2 separate regions of the Mus musculus genome follow, and region 2 is linked to region 1. The links are chromatin contacts, found by Hi-C or POLR2A ChIA-PET in ENCODE. All regions are on one chromosome and are shown on one strand. The core of a region is the stretch at or near the end of the contact, and the rest is flanking DNA. Distances in the headings are between cores, read along the strand shown.

Region 1 (4,741 bases), core at 52-2,551:
CCATCCATTGTGGATCCTAAGAGCTGGCCTCAGGTCCTCTGCAAGCGCAGCAAGTGCTCGCAATGGCTGCTCTTTGCGCGTATATTACTATCGACTACACTACTATTCCCTTAGCTGCTCATAGGAGTTGGAGATCATCAGTGATTTGTAGCTGCTGAGGCATTCATAGGCTCCTACCCAGGCTTCTCAGCATCTCCCTAGGAATGTCTCACCCCAGAGTGTTCAGAGACAGGGATGCTGTGACTCAGGAAACTCCGGGACGGTGAAGGAAGAGCCTTGTAGTTGCAGGGGCTCCTCAGACTAATGGTGGACTCTCTGGAGCTTGTCACTGTGACTGAGACATGGAGAGTGCTTTGGTCAACCCATTGGCCACTTCTGAAAACACTGAGATCCACCCTACCTCCACTCCTCAGGCTTTTTCCTGGAACAGGCCCTGATCATTTAGAAAATGTCCTGTTTGTCTGTAAGCCAACACCCTCCCTCAGCACACCATGTTCCTGGACAACCAAGGTCTGGCAGGGTTTTCAAACTCCTGGGGACGTGCAGTCCGAGTTCTCTGAGCCGTTTTATGGCATGTCTCGGAACCCACGCCTAAGATCCTCGTGAGCCAGCATGAGAAGGCTTTTGGACGTCCATCCGCGTGGTTAGTGGCACTCCTCTGTTTATCCACCTTCAACCTTGGTAGGGAGCTGCAACCTGAGATCATTGTTGGGGGAAAGAAAGGGAGAAGGGTTATGCTGGCACCGAGCCCACTCAGTGATTTCACCCAGCAGGCCTCTTGCTCAACACGGTCTGCCTGAAGCTAGTCTTTGCTTATCCCCACCGCTGCTCCCAAGGCTTTGGAAAACACTCTTCGCTTTTCTGTACTGCGTGAAAGAGCATCTCTCAGCGTTCCACTGCCGTCCCTTGCTCGCACCCCTCCCTCTCCCACCCCCCATGGTCTGTTCATCATTCATCTGGAGCCGTCTCTCTGGTTCTCACCACTCCCTCTTCTGTGGGCATGTCGGTTGTTTTAAACAAAAAAAGAGAAGTGATCGCACAGTGTGCCTTTCTCGCTCAATATTTTATTGGGGGAAAAATTCCCCAACTGCTACTAAAGATCTTCAATATATCACTCCTCTTGGTTGTAAAGTATTTATTACAGTATTCTATCGTGGGCCATAATTTGCTTCACTAGCTCCTATTTTCTGACATTTAGGGTGTTGTAAAAATTATACCATCACAGTAATGCTACAGTGAACCTCATTTGATGTGAATCTTGGCACATCACCAAGATCATCTTGGCACGGGCTGATCAACACCCTCACTGGGTATAGAAGAGGATAAGAAGCAAGCCTTGTCCTGTTAAGCCACTGAAGCCAGGGGCTGTTTGGTACCAGCTGTGTCTCATGGTTGGCTAACAACGAGCCTGAAGAAGCTCCAACTTGGGAATCTACATACCAGCATTTCGGGGAGACCCAGGCTTGCTCTGCACCCACTCTTCTGTGCATTTCAGTATCACAGCCCCATTGGTCCAGGCCATGTGGCCCTGCCTGCCTGAAGACTGAATTAGTCCATGTGTCTATGGAACAGAGGCGAGCAAGCAGGTTGGTGGTGTCAATGTCCCTGGTGGATGAGGGTTTGGCTTTCGCTCATGATGCACGCCACAGAATTTTGGTAACATCTTGAAGAGTTTATAACTTGTAAATAGCTCTGCCCCACTGAGAAGCCTCAAACATCATTATCCTTACTGTTGACCTAAGGTCAATGTTGTTTCCTTGATGTTTGCTTGAACTGAACCTTAATTTGATTTGAAATTTTATATTGTTTGCTATCGTTGAGAGTAAGAATTTTTTCAGATGTGTTATTCATTTGATGTTTGTGTTATCTGTGGATATGTGTGCACCTGTGCCCAGTATCCTTCCTCAGGAGCCATCTTTTTTGTTGGTTTGGGACACAGTCTCTCACTGAGACCTGGAGCTCACTACATGGGCTGTGCTGGCTGGCCAGAGTGTCTCTGTCATCCCAGGGCTGGGATGACAAACTTACATTGCCACGTGGGTTCAGGGGATGGAGCGCAGGGTCCCATGGTTATGTGGCAAGCACTTTACAGGTTGATCTCTCTCTCCAGCCCCTTGCTTGTATCTTTTCAAAGTGATGCTGAACAGAATGGCGACCACAGAGCCATTTCCTAGTTTGGGAATGCCCAGGACATTTTCACAGACACTCTGGCACCCATGGTCAGGGAAGGTGAATGCCTCAGGAGAGCTCAATGGGGAATAGAGGGTACAGGGCACTCTCACATGGACGGGTATGGAATTCAGCACCTCCTCATGCCTGTGGCCTGCAGCGCTCATGCTGAAGACCTGAGAAGCAGCTCTCTCAGAGGGGGTGGCTCCTGTGGAAAAGCTCCATGGAGGGAGAGCAGACAGGTCTTAAGGCTGACTGGGAGCTAGAGGTGGCTCAACCGGTAAGTGTGCTTTCCCTTCCAGCATGAGGCTCTGAGTTCAAGTCCTTGGCATGCATGTCAGAGCCAGGTTTAACTCCAGAGCTGTGAAGGGTGGAAACAGGAGGATCTCTGGGGCTGGCTGACTGACCCTAGCTCCCTGTTTACTTGAAGACAATATTGTAGCGAATGATGAGGTAGGACACCTGGTCACTTTGGATCTCTGTGTACAGGCACAGGTTTGAGCTCTCTCTCTCTCTCTCTCTCTCTCTCTCTCTCTCTCTCTCTCTCTCACACACACACACACACACACACACACACACATACACACACACACACACACACACACACGATCAAAAGAATTAATGTTAGTACATATGGAATACGACAGCAAGAAATGCTGCCACAAGTCTTTATTTTTTTCACAGAGTTGCTAATCACAAGGTGATTTTTCTGACTGACTTTCTGGTTGTGAGGAAGTGTAAAATGCTCTCAGGGTGCCAGAGGTAAAGACACCAACTGTGCTCCTGTGTGCGTTCTACGCCCGTGGAGCCAACCATTGTGGGTAGGGAACGTTTGGTCAAGTCTGTGCCTCGATTATGTGCAGATCTTTCCCCTGTCACTTTGCCTAGGTGGCACGATTTATAAGCCATCCGTGTACTTACCTTCATTATGTGTGTGACAGAGAATGGAGGCATGGTGACAAGGCGTGCATAGTCTGCAACACTAAGCATTTTACAGACGACATTGGAGCATCTGTGGATTCTCAGGGGAGGGAGATACCGAAACCCAAGGCTATCAAAAGTAGACCTATCAAATACACATTAGAATGCAGCATGCGAGCACTGGGGCTGCTGGGATACAGCTGGGCCAGTTGTCTTAGTTAGGGCTTCTGTTGCTCTGATAAAGGCTCAAAAAAACCATTTTAGGGGGAAAGGGTTTATTTGGCTTACGTACTCTCAGTCACTGTCTACTGAAGGAAGGTAAGGCAAGAACCCGGAGGCAGAACCGAAGCAGAGACCGTGGAGGAACACTGCTCACTGACTTGGTCCCTACGGCTTGCTCAGCCTGCTTTCTTTCTTTTTTTCTTTTTTTTTTCTTCTTTTATGTTTTTCAAGACAGGGTTTCTCTGTGTAGCCCTGGCTGTTCTGGAACTCACTCTGTAGACCAGGCTGACCTCGAACTCAGAAATCTGCCTGCCTCTGCCTCCCGAGTGCTGGGATTAAAGGCGTGCTCAGCCTGCTTTCTTATTGAACCCAGGACCACCTGCCTGAGGGTATCACTGTCTGCAGTGAGCTGGGGCCTCCCACATTAATCATTAACCCAGGAAATGCCCTATAGACTTACCTGCAGGCAACTGATGGAGGTATTTTCTCAACTGAGGTTCCTCTTTACAGATAATCATGGGTTTATGTCAAGTGTTTAATTTAAACAACTGCGCTCCAACGTTTAGAGGAGAATAAATTCTTGGAATGGAGATGAAATGTCCAGCTTGGTGAGTGAAACAGCAAACACGAGATCTCTTTGACTTGAATACAGATGAACACTGTTATATATAATACATGAGAGACTGACACATCTACTGGGTTTCATGAACCATTACAAACAGACTACCATAGGGGCTGGAGAGATGGCTCAGTGGTTAAGAGCACTGTCTGTGCTTTCAGAGAAGCCAGGCTCAATTCCCAGCACCCCCGTGGCAGTTCACAACTATCGGTAACTACAATCTTCAGGCCTCCGGGGGCACTGCAAACATGTGCACACACATACATGTAAGATGAACATACATATACACAGCTTTAAAAGACTAAAGGACTGACTTGGGGCAGGGATTAGGGACAGCCAGGAAGACACAGGTAGACTGTACTGAGGATTAAATGGCACACAACTATGAATCTAGGAGGGCTTCGGCCCAGGCCTGTGATTCTAGCACAGGGGGTAGGGGGTGTATAGAGGCAAGGAGTTCAAGGTCATCCTTGAGAGAGTTGGAGCTAGCCTGGGCTACACGAGACCCAGAAAACCCAAACAATAGAAAGTAGCAAACACAAAGCTAGGGGTGGTGGCCAATCACTGTGATTCTAGCACGTAAGAGGCTGAGAAGGGGTGTTGAGTTTGAGGCTAGCTTGGGCTGCAAATTGAGATCCCGTCTCAAAAACAAGACGCTATTAAGAGGGGGAAAGGAAGAAGGTGGCAGGAGAGAGGAGGAAGGGAGGCAGAGATAACCCAACAACAACAGGAAACTCTTTTAAAAAAAAACCAGACAATTCCCTCTCAAAATGGAATTGAAGAGTGAATCTAAGCAGACCATAAACCAGT
Region 2 (4,831 bases), core at 2,158-4,657, 83 kb before region 1:
TTACGCAACACAGCCCACAGCCTCAAGGCCATTTTGCACAAGTTTCTCCTTCCCATAAGTTTACAGCCTCCTGAGATCATTAGCTTGTGACATAATTCTCGCCCACAAACACGGGCCGCTCAAACAGAGCAGAAATTCCAAAATAAAGCACTTCAGAAATAGCTAAGCATTTTTTTTTTGGACTTTTTTTTTTTGTTTTTTAACCTTTCCTGCACGATTCACGACTGTTTTTTTAAAGCCACTGAGTGAAACAGAGAACCCTACTCAGGGGTTTCTTTTTTTCAGTGTGGGAGTTTGGTCCGCGAAGGTTCCTGTGGGAACTCTCTCTTCTGCAGTGTTTTGGTTTTACCTGTGTTCTAGCTTGCTGTTGAAAAGCCAGGTCTACCTCTCTGTCTGATAAGCTAACGACTAACACACAGTGGCTTTGGTGGACATTTTTCAGAGTCCTGAGGTGAGGCCTGACATGTTCCCACATACAGTGGAAAGTTACTGTGGTGGCTGTCACTGAGTCCAGGGGACCAGAGACGCAAAGTAAATGCCACGCTGTGGCAGGTTTTTAATGTTATCGAGGGAGTTTGGCCCGACACGATGATGTGTCAGGATTCTTTGTTGTGAATGGCACAAGTCCAAACAAAAGTAGCCTGGATCAAAGAAAACTGTCACTTGGCCAGCAACCCTCAGCAGGAAAGGGCAGGACCATGAGGACAGTAGAACCAGGCTCACAGGGCTGGAGGGACACCCTGCGTTTCCTGTCGTGCCTAACGACCAGGGTATAGCTTCATTCTCTGGTCCGGTTTTACAGCTTCCAGCCCACTGGAGAGTAGAACTCAGGTCCCTGGGTACAGAGGCAGTTTATTGACTCGGCAGTCTCCCAAGCACCACCACCTACCCCCGTTTTGTCTGTGTAGTTCTAAGGGTGGCCTTGGCTGACAGCAGAACCCGGAAGCCTCTGCAGCCTCCACCACAGGGAAATGGGAAGAAGGGGGCCTGGGTGTGTAAAGGCCTTTGGTCCAGCGAGAACCCAGATTAGCTAGAAGTTCTAGCCACTTTTGGAGAGGTCAGGCCAGCCATGGGGACAGGACCCAGTGGAGATGACAACCCCTGAATCAGAATGTTGGTGGTTGGGGACATGCGCAGACATGGTTTAGATTGACTGACTGGGGAGAGGGGGTACTTAGACCCAGCACCTGTGGTCCAGCTTTCCCACCCCTACTCTGTCTGCCCAACACCTTCCTCATGACAGGGATATTCCTCATGTCCTCATGTCTTCCTCATGACAGAAATGTTCCTCTTATGTCCCAGCGTCCCCACCAGAGAGAGTGGTATTATGTCCTCTCTGGATACCGGAAGAGGACATGGACCATGGCGGGTGGGGGTGACATGATGTCATGGGTAGCCCTAGTTGGACCCCTGCCCTAGGTCAGGAAGACAGTGTGGGGGACATCTGCCACCCTTAGCTGTGGTCATCAGTAGCCAAGTGGAATCTGGCAGGGTCCATCTAGGTTCCTGGATCTCTGAGTGATACACGCATTTCTCTGTTCACCTCTGTGATCAGTGTGTTCAAGTTCTCCAGTGGGCAGCTTTCGAACCCCAGGGAAGCCCTTGACTTGTCTGGTATCATTCCTGTTGCTACCAAGAGAAAAGTCTTTGACACACACACTCGCTGTCTGACACACACACTCGCTGTCTCCCGGTGGTTCAAGAGTGGTTCCAGAGTTTTTGCAAAGTTCTGATTTACCTGGCTGTAGGCAGTTTTATGTGTTCTCTCCAATGTCAGTGTTACTTATTATAAGCTCTTTGTGTGTGTGTGGGGGGGGGATGGGGGGGAGAAGGGGAGCCTGGAGAGAAGTTCTGGGACTTTCAGGGCAAGATGATCTGACCCAGCAAGTGAACTTCTGCTAATACCATGGCCTGTTTCCTAAATAAACTTCTGAGGAAGAGAACTCAAGGCTTCCTTTCTTCTGAACTGTTTGCATACCCTAAAGCTATGTGATGTGGGAAGTGCCCACGTCCCCTTTCCAGAGGCGGTGTCTTACCTCGAAGAACATGCTTTGTGCTAATCGGATTGGTTCTTTGGCTTGCTCTGGCCAAGGCTGGGTGGGGTTTGCAGGTGGAGAAGCAAGACCCTGCAATCCCAAAGGCCCTGGCTGCTTCCTGCCTCCTCCAGAGGGTTGCCCACTTCTCTCAGCTTCACAGCAAGTGAACACCGAGGGTTCCTACCTGCCTGGTACGTTGACCTGGCCCCACTGACAGCTAGTAATGGGGTTACACACTGACTTTTGAACCACCCTCTAGAGAGTTGCATTCTGGCTTCTCATAGCTGAAATGTTTGGCTGGAGAGTGAGGACAGCAAATATCCTTAGCTGAGGCTGACTATGTGCACCCACAGTGACCTATGAACTGGCTGCTCTGAAAGACCAGTGACAAATATCAAGCTGCTTCCAGGAACGAAAGCCCACTCGAGAAGTCATGTGCTTTTGGCAAAGACAAGCTCCACAGAGGACCCCAAAGCCCTTGGGCTTTCACCTGAGAATGACTCTTGTCCTGGCTTCCCCAAGAAGGGTGCATGCATGTGTGGTGCGTGCATGCATGTGTGTGTTATATGATGGGTGTGTGCATGCTCATGGATGTGTGCATGTGTGTGTGTTATGTGTATATAATGTGTACATGTGATAATGATGGGTGTGTGCATGCTCATGTATGTGTGCGTGTGAGTGGTGTGTGTGTGTGTAAGTGATGTGTTGTGTGTTTTGAGTGGTGTGTGTATGTGATGTGTACATGTTTGCATATGTGTGTTTGGAGCGTGTGGAATGTATGGCACGTGTGTGCCCACACAGGTGTGAATTGTGTACTGAGAGTGTGCATAATTTCCCTTCACAACTGTTTTGGAAAACAGGGCCAACACAACAACTAGAGGCTCCAGCATGGTGGTTCCTTGCTCAAGGGATCTTGTAATCACATGACTAACAGGAGGGGTTCTGGAGATGGCACGGGAGGCCAGTGATTGCCTGGTGGTGGCAAACTCCAGGGTTTCGAGACACCAGTGTCATGTCCTTGTTGCCTAAGGAGCCACTCGCAGGGATGGGTTTATTATCTGGGCTGTAAAGTCTTAAATGCCCAGCAGCAGCAGCAATTTAGTATATATACAGTCTTGTGTGTGTTAGCTTTCTAACCTGGAGGAGAAACACGGCATCATAGATGCAGGTTTTTCAAGAGGTGGACAGAGGTAAGTTTAGTGGAAGCTAAAAATGACCTAGACCTGTGGCCAGATGGGCAGGCCTGCCAGGCACTGAGATGTCCCACCCCCTACCATGCCCTCTCACCCGCATGCTACCTGCCCCCAGCCTGAAGAGCCCCACCTCTCAGGGGGACAGTCTGATTCTTCTAATGTTACCCATATGTCAGATTGCTGCCCTCCTGCTGTGTTTCAGGCCCTGCTGCCTTTCCAGAGAAGAGCATGAGTCACCACAGGGGCCAGAGAGGGAGGGAGGGGCCCCGGTCACCGGAAAAATAGAGTGGAGCAAGAGCCTTTTTATAGCTTTCTGAGTAGGCTTTCCTTTCCATAGGTTAATTTTTATCTGAACAACCCAGATAAGGTTGGATGGCCTTTTTACAAGAAAACTATTTAAATACAAGGGATTGTTTGGACAGCTTTTTAAAAGGCCAAGGGCATTTTCTTGCTTGCTTGTCTGTGTGTGTGTCTGTGTGTGTGTGTTTCAGTTTATAAATAGCATACATTGATAGTTAATGGCAATTTTCAATGCCATGTTTTAATGTAATTCCTTCAGCACTAACTTTGGAGCCCCCCAAACACAAAATTGTTCTTATCCCAAGGGACTGAAACCTTGCGAAGGTCAAGGGTTGCTAGCGCAGACCCTTTGAGACCCTGCCCTGTGTTCCAAACAGATGGTGATTTTTCACATCGAATGCTATTCTGGTGTACTGACTTAGGAAAATTATCTTAAAATAGACTTGAATGAGCAGAGCCTGCAAGAATAAGCTGTCAGCTTCTTTTTTACTCCTGGAAGGGGCGGGGGAGGGGGCAGGGAACAAAGCTGTCAGCGATTTCCACAAGTTGAGGAATCTGTGTACTTTCTTATTTTAGAGAAAGCTTTTTTTAGTGGGACTGTAATTGAGTCCCCTTACGTCGTTGGGTGTCAACAAATTACCATCTGTTCTGGAGATACTCAGTTGTGAAGCCCAGCCTTGCCAAATACCAAGGAGCAACTGCTCGCCACTGCGAGTGAGCTGGCTGAGCATCTGGACCATGGGAGTGTGGGCAAGCATCCAGCCTCCTTTACTCAGGTGTTCTGTGAGTTCTGGAACCTGAACTCTGCTAGCCCAGGACAGCCCAACCTTAGGGTCCTTGGGCAAGGAGAGGTTGACAGAGCCTGGAGCATCTTCACAGAGCATCATGTTGAGCAAGAAGCTAGATTTGGAGATGCTGGGCACACCGAAGCGAGAGGCGACCTCAGCCGAGTGGGTGGGGCCCTAGGCGAGTGAGTTCAATACATTGAGTTGCCATGGGGCAACATGCTGGATTTGGAGGGGATGCCAAAGTGCTCAGCTTTCTCCGAAAGGTGGTACCATCCCGCTCTTCAGATTCCAGGAACCAATCAGTCTTGGGTTGAAAATGGTTCTACCTATAGCAACACTGTAGACTTGGCCCATCACGTCTTCCTTAGATAGAATAGAGCATCTGTTTGCTCAGCATTCATACCCTCTGAAGTACTACAGGCCATCCGAATATGAGTTACGGCCTCCAGGAGGCTCCGCACAGGCTGCACATGCAAGGAGCTCGCACGCAATGATTTCTATACCTACAGACATG

What was found. A loop is a pair of places that touch in the nucleus more often than their neighbours do. ChIA-PET counts read pairs that join two places held with the same protein, here RNA polymerase II (POLR2A).
Region 2: a loop to region 1 is called in a map of gastrocnemius, with 11 times the contacts of the local background. The contact joins two enhancer-like sites. A Hi-C loop is called at or near these places in 2 of 37 maps with a recorded cell type or tissue (gastrocnemius and v-Abl transformed pro-B cells). POLR2A ChIA-PET finds 5 or more read pairs at or near these places in 1 of 5 experiments (Patski).

The regions. Positions count from the first base shown.
Region 1 is chr13:52,732,211-52,736,951 of GRCm38, reverse strand. BB123696 (expressed sequence BB123696) reads left to right here. Exons shown (of 3, transcript NR_027893.1): 2 at 3,823-3,920. Among named protein-coding and RNA genes, the nearest start is that of BB123696, 23 kb to the left of the region's middle. Within about 2 kb of position 1,301, at least 1 of the 3 ENCODE cell types and tissues checked has a DNase peak (open chromatin) inside an H3K27ac peak, as active enhancers do; it is gastrocnemius, where a contact is called at or near this core.
Region 2 is chr13:52,817,585-52,822,415 of GRCm38, reverse strand. No RefSeq gene overlaps it. Among named protein-coding and RNA genes, the nearest start is that of Gm33315, 9.3 kb to the left of the region's middle. Within about 2 kb of position 3,407, at least 2 of the 3 ENCODE cell types and tissues checked have a DNase peak (open chromatin) inside an H3K27ac peak, as active enhancers do; they include gastrocnemius, where a contact is called at or near this core.